2 separate regions of the Homo sapiens genome follow, and region 2 is linked to region 1. A link is a contact called in ENCODE Hi-C or POLR2A ChIA-PET data. All regions are on one chromosome and are shown on one strand. Each heading gives the region's core, a stretch centred on a gene start or an enhancer-like site at or near the end of the contact. The rest is flanking DNA. Distances are from core to core; before and after follow the strand shown. Region 1 overlaps LTBP2 (latent transforming growth factor beta binding protein 2). Region 2 has its middle 30 kb from the start of LTBP2.

Region 1 (4,920 bases), core at 1,671-4,170:
GTACCCAGTGTAGTTATAAGAATGAGATGTTTATGTGAGGTAATACATGTAAAGCAGTGAGCGCAGCACCTCGCTGTGGGAAATGCTTAACAAGCCTTAGGAAAAGGAGTAAGGGCAAGGGTAGGATTTTCATCTTCACTGACTGGTTAGCACCCACCAGGAGCCAGGAACCAGGAGCCAGGAAAGTCTCATCTCCGGATGAACCAGCCAGTGGGGACTCTGAAGTTGGCAGGGAGTGGTGGAGAGGAAGGTGGGAGGTGGCGAAGGGTAATAATTATATGACCTCAGTGGAACCCAGCTGATATGTAGGGTGCACTCTCATCAAGAGACCCTGTCCATTTCTTACCCCTGCATGGGGGTACCCTTCCTGGGGAGATCTTCCTGGGGAGCAGGTTACCCTGAGGCTCTTTGTCCAACGAGGTGATTAGGAGATGTCCTTGACTGGGAGCTTCCTGAAGCCAGGTGCTGTGTCCTGCTGACACCAGTGGAGTGCCTGGCCCTCTCTCCACACCTGTGTCCTTTGTACATGCTTGGGACCTGTTTATCAAAGAGCTGAGTGGGGAAATGATGGCATGGGTGGCTGGCAGTTTCCTCCCTCCATCCCCAGCTGCCTCTTCTCAGTCTCCTTCACTGGCTTCTCCCTCTCTACCTGACGTCTTAATGTTGGGCTTCCCCAGGACTTTCCCCAGACCTTCCAAATCCCTCACCCCAAAGAGGGAGGCCATAGGAGCCAAGCGGAGCATGAACTGCCCCTGGGTATTGAGTGCCAGCAGGCACTGTGCCCGACAATTGACATGCAATACTAACAGTAATGCCCGGGGCTCACTCTGCCTGGATGTGCCAAATGCTGCCATCTTCCTTCAAACCCTCATGGTGTTCTCTGTCCTGGTCCCCTCCTGTGTCCCTGGCTGCTGCTTCTCCTCTGCTCACTACTAAACTGTGGGTTTCCCAGGACTTAGTCTGGGGTCTTCTATTTTGTTTTTGCATTGCTCCCGGAACAATCTGCTGCCTTCTCATGGATGTAAACATCATCTCCGGGCCAATGACGCCCAAATTCACATGAATCCTCTGCCAGGCCTCTTGTCTGACCTTCAGTCTTTCACATCTGCTGCCTGCTCAACATCTGCGCTTGATGTCTCCCAGACATCCTCATCCCAACTTGTCTAAAATGAACTCGTGACTTCCCTTCCTCTGAGCTAACTCCCCCGTGCAGGTCTTACTCACTCTGTTAACTGGCACCCCCATCGACTTGACTGCTCGAGCCAGCCACCCAGGGGCTACAGGGACACCTTCCTCTCACTCAGGCTTTGACATCAACCCATTACCAAGCCCTGTTTGTTTTACTTCCTCAGTCCCTCGTGGACCTGCCTGCTTCCCTGCTGCCTCTCTGGGCCAGGGCCCTGTCACAGCTCTCCTGGGTGATACCACAGCCTGCTGCCCGCTCTCCCTGCCGCCCTCAACACATCCCACCTGAAACTTCCTGCAGCGGCATCTCCACACTCACCCAGCTCCCTGAGTGCAGCCTGGGCCACTGGCCTCTAGGCTGGTGCACATGCTGCTGCCTCTGTGTCTGCTCCCCGTCATCTCTCTGTGCGGCTGGCCCTTGTCATCTACCCAGTCTCTGTTTTGAGGTGTCCTCCTCAGAGGGGCTGCCCTGGCCACTCTTGCTTGAGTGGCCCCCACCGGCCTTGTTCTTCTGGATCTTGGGCCCTCGACTGTCTCCTCCATCCCTCACGTACCAAGTTCTGCTCCACTTCTTTGTTTTTAATTTTTATTTATTTATTTATTTATTTATTTATTTATTTATTTTTGAAACAGCATCTGGCTCTGTCACCCAGGCTGGAGTGCAGTGGCGCAATCTCGGCTCACTGTAATCTCGGCCTCCCAGGTTCAAGCAGTTCTCCTCCCTCAGCCTCTCAAGTAGCTGGGATTACAGGTGTGTGCTACCACGCCTGACTAATTTTTGTATTTTTATAGAGACGTTTTGACTAATTTTTGTATTTTTGTAGAGACGTTTCATCATGTTGGCCAGACTGGTCTTGAACACCTGACCTCAGGTGATCCACCCGCCTCGGACTCCCAAAGTACTGGGATTACAGGCATGAGCAACCACGCCCATCCTGCTCCACTTCTTTGTTTACCTATTGAGTGACAGTCCCTCTGACTAAATTGTAAGCCCCAAAAGGACAGTCTCTCTTGTTTGCCATCCTGGCAAATCGTGCGTTTGAATGCATTACTGTTTTCTAGAGAAGAACACTGAGGCTCACAGAGGTGATGAAACTGGCCCCAGGTGAGATCCCACAGTCAGAACTCAAACATGGGTCTCCGACTGCAGGGCCAAACTGTCCTTCATGCCCCTGCCCTGGCCTCTCTGATTTGTCAGTGTTTGGGGTGGTGTTCTCATCCTTCCCGACCATCCTGGGCCTGGGCGCGGGGCTGGTGCTGCTGTGGGAGGATGGCTGGCTCCACTCCAGCCTAGAACTGTCTCCCCTGGAAGCTGCTTCTCTGGAAAAGACTCATCCCCAGGGACCCCTCCCAGCCTGTCTCACCTCTGGGGCCCCTCTGGCACTGAGGCTTCCTCCCAGACAAGCCTTGGGACTGTGGGGATGGACAGACAACTCTTCTCTGCTTTGGGGCAGCAGCTGGAGAGGAGCCTAGGCCTCTCAGCCCTGGGCCATGAGCTGGGCCCAGAGTCTTCCTCCTCATGCCTGCTGGAGCCGGTGGGATTGGGGCTGCTCTCTGCCCCAGCCCCTGGCCCCGCGGCTCCCCAGCCCTGACCTGGCCCAGTGTTGCAGCATTTGTTAATGCAATTAACAGGGCGGTCCATGCTGAAGGGCTGGGGGCCAAGGTCTGACTCACACCTCCCCTTCCTCCCCTCCAGCCGCCAAACCCAAACGGTAGAGGCCCGCTTGGTCTGCCAGACAGCGTCTGCAGAGAGCAAGTGAGGGGCCAAGAACGGCATCTTTCTCTCATTAGGAGGTTTTATGCGAACACAACTGCTATTTTGGAGCTGGGCACTTGGCCGGCCCCTGAGCCCCAGTGCAGTTTCCAGCCGTCCTGAGCCATGGTCCTGGCACAGCTGTGTGGGAGCTGGGTGAGCCCCTGAGGCCCTGACTTCTCCCACAGCCTGGGGGCTCGGGTCCTCAGTCAGGGCCTGGGAGACACAGCCCCTGGGCAGAGCTTGAGAGTGGAGAGAGCGATTCTGAGGTGGATTCCGAGGGTGGATTCCGAGTGTGGGTGTGAGCCAGACAGGGATTCCCTGGGCTAGGGGATCTCTGACATCAGGGTCCCTCTCCTTCCTGTGGAAACCAAAAGTCAAGGTTGTGGAGAAACAGCTCAGGGCCACAGGTGGACCCCCCAGTAAGCAGATTCCAGGGACAAACTGAGGTCTCCAGGTGAGGGTCCCAAGTTGGATGCCCAGGGGTGTCTGAGGTAAATACTGTGGATGAGGTGCAAACTGTCCCGTCTGCGAAGGCCTCTAGCTGTGAAAGGGGACAGGGCCCCGGCCTGAGGAGGGGATCGGGTGGCTCAGTGGATAGGGTCTTAGCATCCCACTGGCACAGATTTTAGGGAAAATGGAGGTTTAACCTGGGAAGCAGCTGAGCTTCAGGAATGGGGGGCTGGGCCCAGAGTCTGGAGTTGAAGTTCTTCCCCCAGACCAGAGCGGGTGGCACTGGAAGCCACTGAGGAAGGGAGAGGCTAAAGGGGCCCACCCTGAAGTTGGTGCCTCCTCTATCTAACGGGTCATAGATGGAGGGCAAAGGTGTCTCTGGGGCCCAGGAGAGAGAGCCGATGACAAACGCCTTGCCCGGGGGGTAGGGTGGCAGTGGGGAGGGGCCTGGCTATATTTGACACCTAGAAAGCAGTCCCCACCCAGCACCATGGCCCTTGGTTGTTTATCTCTGTAACCAGGGCTTGATCCCTGGAGACGTGTTTGAGTCCCAGCTCTGTGTCCTGGGGCAAGTGACTGGGCCTTTTCTAGCCACAGGGCCTCGTCCATAAAATGGGCATAACAATCTATATAGAGTTGGTTTTGGGGATGAATGATATGAACGTGATAGCTCTTACTGTGCGCCAGGTACCATTCTAAGCGCTTCATATTGTTCATTTTTAATCCTCACAACAGCCCTATAAGCTAGATTGGATTTTTATCCTGAGGGCCTGAGTTGACATTGCCCTTTCCTGGGGAAAGGGTCATAGCCAAGAAGCTCAGAGGCCATCTGGCCTCTGGGGGAGTGGTTAGTTTTGTTGTTGTTTTAGGCTTTGCTGTGCTGGCCAGTGGAACTTCCTGTGATGATGGAAATGTTCTATATCTTGCTGTCCAGTGTGGTAGCCCTGAGCCACATGTGGGTATCGAGCACTTGAAATATGGCTTGTGAGACTGAAGGAACTGAATTTTAAATTTTATTTAATCTGAATCCATTTAAATTTAAATAACCACATACAGTTCGTGGCTACAGTGTGAGACTCTCTTGAACAGCACAGCTTTAGAGAGTACAAAGTACACCCACGTCCAGGTGCTCAGCTGACACTCACAACAGCTCTTTGAAGCAAGAATTATCAGCCCCATATCGTGGACGAGGCCACTGGCACACTGGTGGAGACATCTCAGCGAGATGACATGTGTCCAAGGTCATGCAGCTGAGATGTAGCAGAGCTGGGGTCAAACCAAACCAATCCTCCTGCCCCCGACCCCGTGTTCTTGCTACTACCCAGTAGCCAATGAGCAGGGGCTCTGAGCAGATGGTAGGAGCAGCCTGCATGGGGTGGTCGGGAGGGGCTGTTTCTAGAATCTCTCCCAGGCCTGCCCATTCTGAGTTTGGTCCCTTCCCAAAAGTAGGGGTTTTGTGTGGAAAATCTGAGCAAACCTCTGTTGACTGTTCTGGGGTGGAGTGAAGGGAGAAGGGGCTCAGCTAGGAA
Region 2 (4,920 bases), core at 1,714-4,213, 47 kb before region 1:
GGGCGGATCATGAGGTCAGGAGATTGAGACCATCCTGGCTAACATGGTGAAACCCCTTCTCTACTAAAAATACAAAAAAAAAATTAGCTGGGCATGGTGGCGGGCACATGTAGTCCCAGCTACTTGGGAGGCTGAGGCAGGAGAATGGTGTGAACCCAGGAGGTAGAGCTTGCAGTGAGCCAAGATGGCACCACTGCACTCCATCCTGGGCAACAGAGTGAGACTCCATCTCAAAAAAAAAAAAAAAAGTAGTGTAGTCTGTTATTTGGTTAGATTATTTTTATTCCAGAAGAATGTATGCTCTGTGAGAGCAGTGATGTCACTTTCGTTCACTGCTGAGATCCCAGGACTCGCAACAGTGTGTACTATGATGTAGATGCTTAATAAGCAATTGCTGAATGAATTTAGCAGGATGAGCTAATTGCTGGAAATATCAGACTCCTAACTAATGGTTATTAAATGTTTACATGTATCACGGGCTGTTCTAAGCAATCTGTATATGTAAACTCAGTAATTACACAAATCCATGGCCAGGACTGTCATTATCACCTGCACTTTACTGATGGGGAAACTGAGGCATGAGGTGGTTACACAGTAAGTGGCTATAAGGATTTAGACCAAGGCATCTGGCTCCAGCACAGCCACTCTTAAGCACTATCTCATACTGCTTGGTAGATGTGCCAAGTCCATGAGTCGGACTTTCAGGGCAAGCCAATTTTCCAGCCTACAGTTTCCACGGATACAGTTTCCTTTGTCTTTAGGTTAAAAGTTTCTCCAGCTTTACTCGAGGCTCACAGAACAGTGGAGGTGAGTGATTCTGTTGCTTTTTGTTTGTTATTATTTTTTAAATACAGGGTCTTGCTCTGTCGCCTGGGTTGGAGTGCAATGGCATGATCTTGGCTCACTGCAACCTCCGCCTCCAGGGCTCAAGCGATTCTCCTGCCTCAGCCTCCTGAGTAGCTGGGACTACAGGTGCGTGCCACCACACCCAGCTATTTATTTATTTATTTATTTATTTATTTATTTATTTATTTATTTTTAGTAGAGATGGGGTTTCACTATGTTGGCAAGGCCGGTCTTGAACTCCTGACCTCAGGTGATCCACCAGCCTCAGCCTCTCAAACTGCTGGGATTACAGGTGTGAGCCACCATGTCCAGCTGGAGGTGAGTGATTCTATGGGGCATCTGAACATGCGTTCTTCCTCCCAGCTGAGAATTGAATTAAATACAGCTTCTTAGTTGGGGAATCACAGGAAGGCTGAGTTTATACATACAGCCTATTTTTTCATTCTCCCATTCATTCATTCAAACTATATGGAACAAGATGAGTCTGAAACATCTTGTGGTACCAGGGAATAAGGAAGTACTCGGAAAAAGATGGGCATGTTGAAAGGACACAACAGCCAACTTGTAGGAGCTCCCAGTGGCTGGAACGGTTTAAGCAAGAACATAAAATAATGATAACATTGAATTATAACCCCTGGGATACAATAAATACCCGAGAGCCCCTACTGAAATAAGCAATTGAATTAAAAAAATGGGGAAGAAGTAACAACTCTTCTTGGCAGAAGAATTTCAATTAATAAATATAGAAGAAAGGAGGGAAATACAGAATCACCACTATGCAGACACAATAGTAATAATTGTCGGCCAGGAACAAAAATCAAAAACAAAAACAAAGTTGTTGATAAGATCCACCAGTGATGGCCACTCAAATCAGTGGGAGAATCAGGATATTTGCACAGTCTCAAATTATCTTCCCCAATATACTTATTAACTAAAGAGGGAAGTATAGTAGTAATTTTAGAGTGGAGAAACAGTGGAGAAATCCGGCATATATGAGCTTAACTAAGAGATCAAGATTAACATCACCAGGAATAAGATGTGTTGACATTACGTATCCCCTGAGACGATGCCTTGAGGTCACAGCATCACCTCTATTCTGTGTATAACCTCAATCTAATCACAAGAAGACAGCAGACATACCCAAGTTGAAAGATAGACTACAAAATAACTGAGGGGTACTCATTAAAAGAGTCAAGGTCATGAAAGACAAGGATAGACTAGAGAGCTGCCATAGATTAGAGGAGACTAAGGAGACCCAACAACTAAATACCCTGAGCAATCTGAGAGCAGAAAAGGGACATGGGGAAAACAGAGGAAATTAGAAAAGGCCCTGTAGTTTGGTTAATGATACCTATGTTAATTTCCCATGTTAATTTGGTAATTGTACTCTGGTTATGTAAGCTGTTAGTATTAGTGGTTCACATACATCACTGTACTATTTTTGCAACTCTTCTCTAAGTCTATAATTATTTCAAAATGAAATGTTAAAACATGTATTTATTGAGCACCTAATTACCACCAAGCATCTGGGATACAAAAGCTTAGTTGTACAAAGATCACCGTGACAAGGTTCACTCCTGCTTTCAAGTAGCAGTGTTTCTCAAACTTTAATGTGCATTCAAATCACTGGGGTTCTTGTTAATATACAGATTGTGATCTGATATGTCTGTGATGGGCCCCGAGATTCTGTGTTTCTAACAAGCTCCTGGTTGACGCTGATGCTATGGGCCCACGGACCACACATTGAGTAACAATGGCTTGAAGTGCAGTAGGAGAGCAAAACATGCACACACGTGGCCATGATAAAAGAAAGTGAGCTGTGCGGTGACAGCTGAGAACATACGTGACAGGAGCCCCAGACTTCTCACATGGGATCCTGAGCAGAGAGGAATCCTTCAGGCTTTGCGTGCCTTCTGGCCTCAGCCTGGTTCTCGAAAGCGTTGGCCAGTTCTTTCCAGGCTACCTCTGGCTGCAGACTTGCTGGGCCGGGCCAGGCCAGGCTGGGGCTAAGTGTAAAGGGACAGGTGCAGAGTAACTGATGCACTCAGAAATTCCACCAGTGCTTATGAGAGCCAGGCCTGGCCTTGGGGTGCACACATGTTCTCTCTCAGACCTCAGCTGGTCAACACCAGCCCAGCTTTCCCTGGAATGATCCCTCTGACCAGCTCTCAGGCGAGAAATGCTTGTGTGATGTATTGCTCCCCAGGGCTCTCTGGGATCCAAGAATGTACACAAACAGAGCCAGTCAACCCAGACAGTGCATTATTTCTACTGATAAACATATATGTTCTTACAAATATGCTCACAAAATTGCCGAACTATGCTCAGCACCCAACTAGTAGCTTCGGCCACATTCTGCCTAGTGATACCGTTTTGTTCGGATTCTCAGGCCTCCTAAGAGTACCTGTGATGTCCCCTCCCCAGCCAGTCTCAGCTTGGCAAGCTCTCATAACACTCCACCCTCATAGCATCTCAATCCATGCAAAGTCATTCTAGACTTTAAGTCCAGGGAGGCCATACTGTGGGCCGCTGGGACCCGAACAGATAGAATCTTCTCAGTTTAACTCTGCTTCCTGGAAAGGTTTGTAACACATATTCACACAGGGGACTGTGCAGGAAGATGTGCGTGTTCACAAACAGGTAGCAGGTGGCATCTGGGAGTCTGGTTGACAGATTTGTAATCCACAGCCAAGCAAGTGAGCTCTGAAAGATGGGGCCTGGAGAAGGTTGCTGAATCTTTTTTTTTTTTTTTTTTTTTTTTTTTGGCAGAGTCTTGCTCTGTCGCCCAGGCTGGAGTGCAGTGGTGCAATCTCGGTTCACTGCAACCTCTACCTCCCGAATTCAAGTGATTTTCCCACCTCAGCCTCCCACCAAGCAGCTGGTATTACAGGCATGCACCACCACACCCAGCTAAATTTTGTATTTTTAGTAAAGACGGGGTTTCATTATGTTGGCCAGGCTGGTCTCAAACTCAGGTAACCTCAGGTGATGTGCCTGCCTCAGCCTCCCAAAGTGCTGGGATTACAGGTGTGAGCCACCACGCCCAGCCAGTTGCTGAACCTTTAAGGGCACTTGCCACGTGCCAGGTATGTCTCATTTGGCCCTCCCAGACATGCCTTTGGCGGGTGGTGGGCGGGAAGACTCTAACATGGTGTCAGCTGGGAGCCTACCTAGCCTGGAATTTAATTCTTCCCCAGCCCCCAATATTTTTGTGGCTTAAGTGAAGTTGAAGCTTCTCTCTAAGATTTCTGTGAACTCCTACAGACTTGTGGGTCCTTGAGCCCCTCTGCATCCATACCTGCTGGGGCAACCCTGCCATGGTCACAGCAAACCAAACACAACTTCCTCTAAGCAAATCCTGTGATCAGTATGGAGATGGCAGGGAGTTGATCTAATCCTGGCCCTATCCCCAGGGCCTCCCAGGAGATCTGTTGCTGTCCTCCTCCTCTATTTTGATGCTACAGACCCAGTGCAGACCCCACAGGTTCCTGATAAGCTCTGAGTCCTTCCTTGGACTGACAAGTTGGCCAAATGACACTGCTTCAGAGGATAAGCAATCCCTCATGTTCCAAAGATGAGAGCTCTCCTGATGTCCCATTTTTGGGTCCCATGAGACTTCAGGATCATCTTCCAGCCTAAAATTGATGTCTGTTTTGCTTCACTTCTCTTGTCCTTCTTTCAAGTCCAGTAGAGCCCATTCCCTCCAGGAAGCTTCCCCCAACTCCCCCAGCACACAAGGACATCTTCTTTCTTTGACCCTCTGTATCCTATTGTCAAACCCATCACGGGAGGCAGGAGAGGAAAGAGGTTACTGGTGCAGGTTCTGAACTTAGCTGTCTGGGTTCAAATCCCACTCCCGCCATCTGGGTGTTGTGTGACCATAAGCAAATTATTTAGTACTTCCAGGCCTTAGTTTCATTGTCTTTAAAACAGAGGGAGTAACAATAATTCCTATCTCATGGGGTTGTTATAAAGATTAAAAGAGATAATGCGTGTAAAGCTATATAGACTAAAATCTGGCATGCAGTAGCTGCTTAATAAATATTACTTATCAATAGCTATTGATATCAACCA

Evidence for each region. Hi-C counts contacts between places; a loop is a spot of excess contacts on that map. ChIA-PET counts read pairs that join two places held with the same protein, here RNA polymerase II (POLR2A). Pooled maps may share reads with other maps.
Region 2: POLR2A ChIA-PET joins it to region 1 with 12 read pairs in WTC11. The contact joins two enhancer-like sites. A Hi-C loop is called at or near these places in 4 of 168 maps with a recorded cell type or tissue (CD14-positive monocyte, astrocyte of the cerebellum, heart right ventricle and 1 more) and 3 of 50 pooled maps. POLR2A ChIA-PET finds 5 or more read pairs at or near these places in 10 of 52 experiments (AG04450, B cell, BJ and 7 more).

The regions. Positions count from the first base shown.
Region 1 is chr14:74,593,116-74,598,035 of GRCh38, reverse strand. All of the region lies in intron 2 of LTBP2 (latent transforming growth factor beta binding protein 2), which reads left to right. Among named protein-coding and RNA genes, the nearest start is that of LTBP2, 17 kb to the left of the region's middle. Within about 2 kb of position 2,920, at least 16 of the 41 ENCODE cell types and tissues checked have a DNase peak (open chromatin) inside an H3K27ac peak, as active enhancers do.
Region 2 is chr14:74,640,219-74,645,138 of GRCh38, reverse strand. No RefSeq gene overlaps it. Among named protein-coding and RNA genes, the nearest start is that of LTBP2, 30 kb to the right of the region's middle. Within about 2 kb of position 2,963, at least 2 of the 41 ENCODE cell types and tissues checked have a DNase peak (open chromatin) inside an H3K27ac peak, as active enhancers do.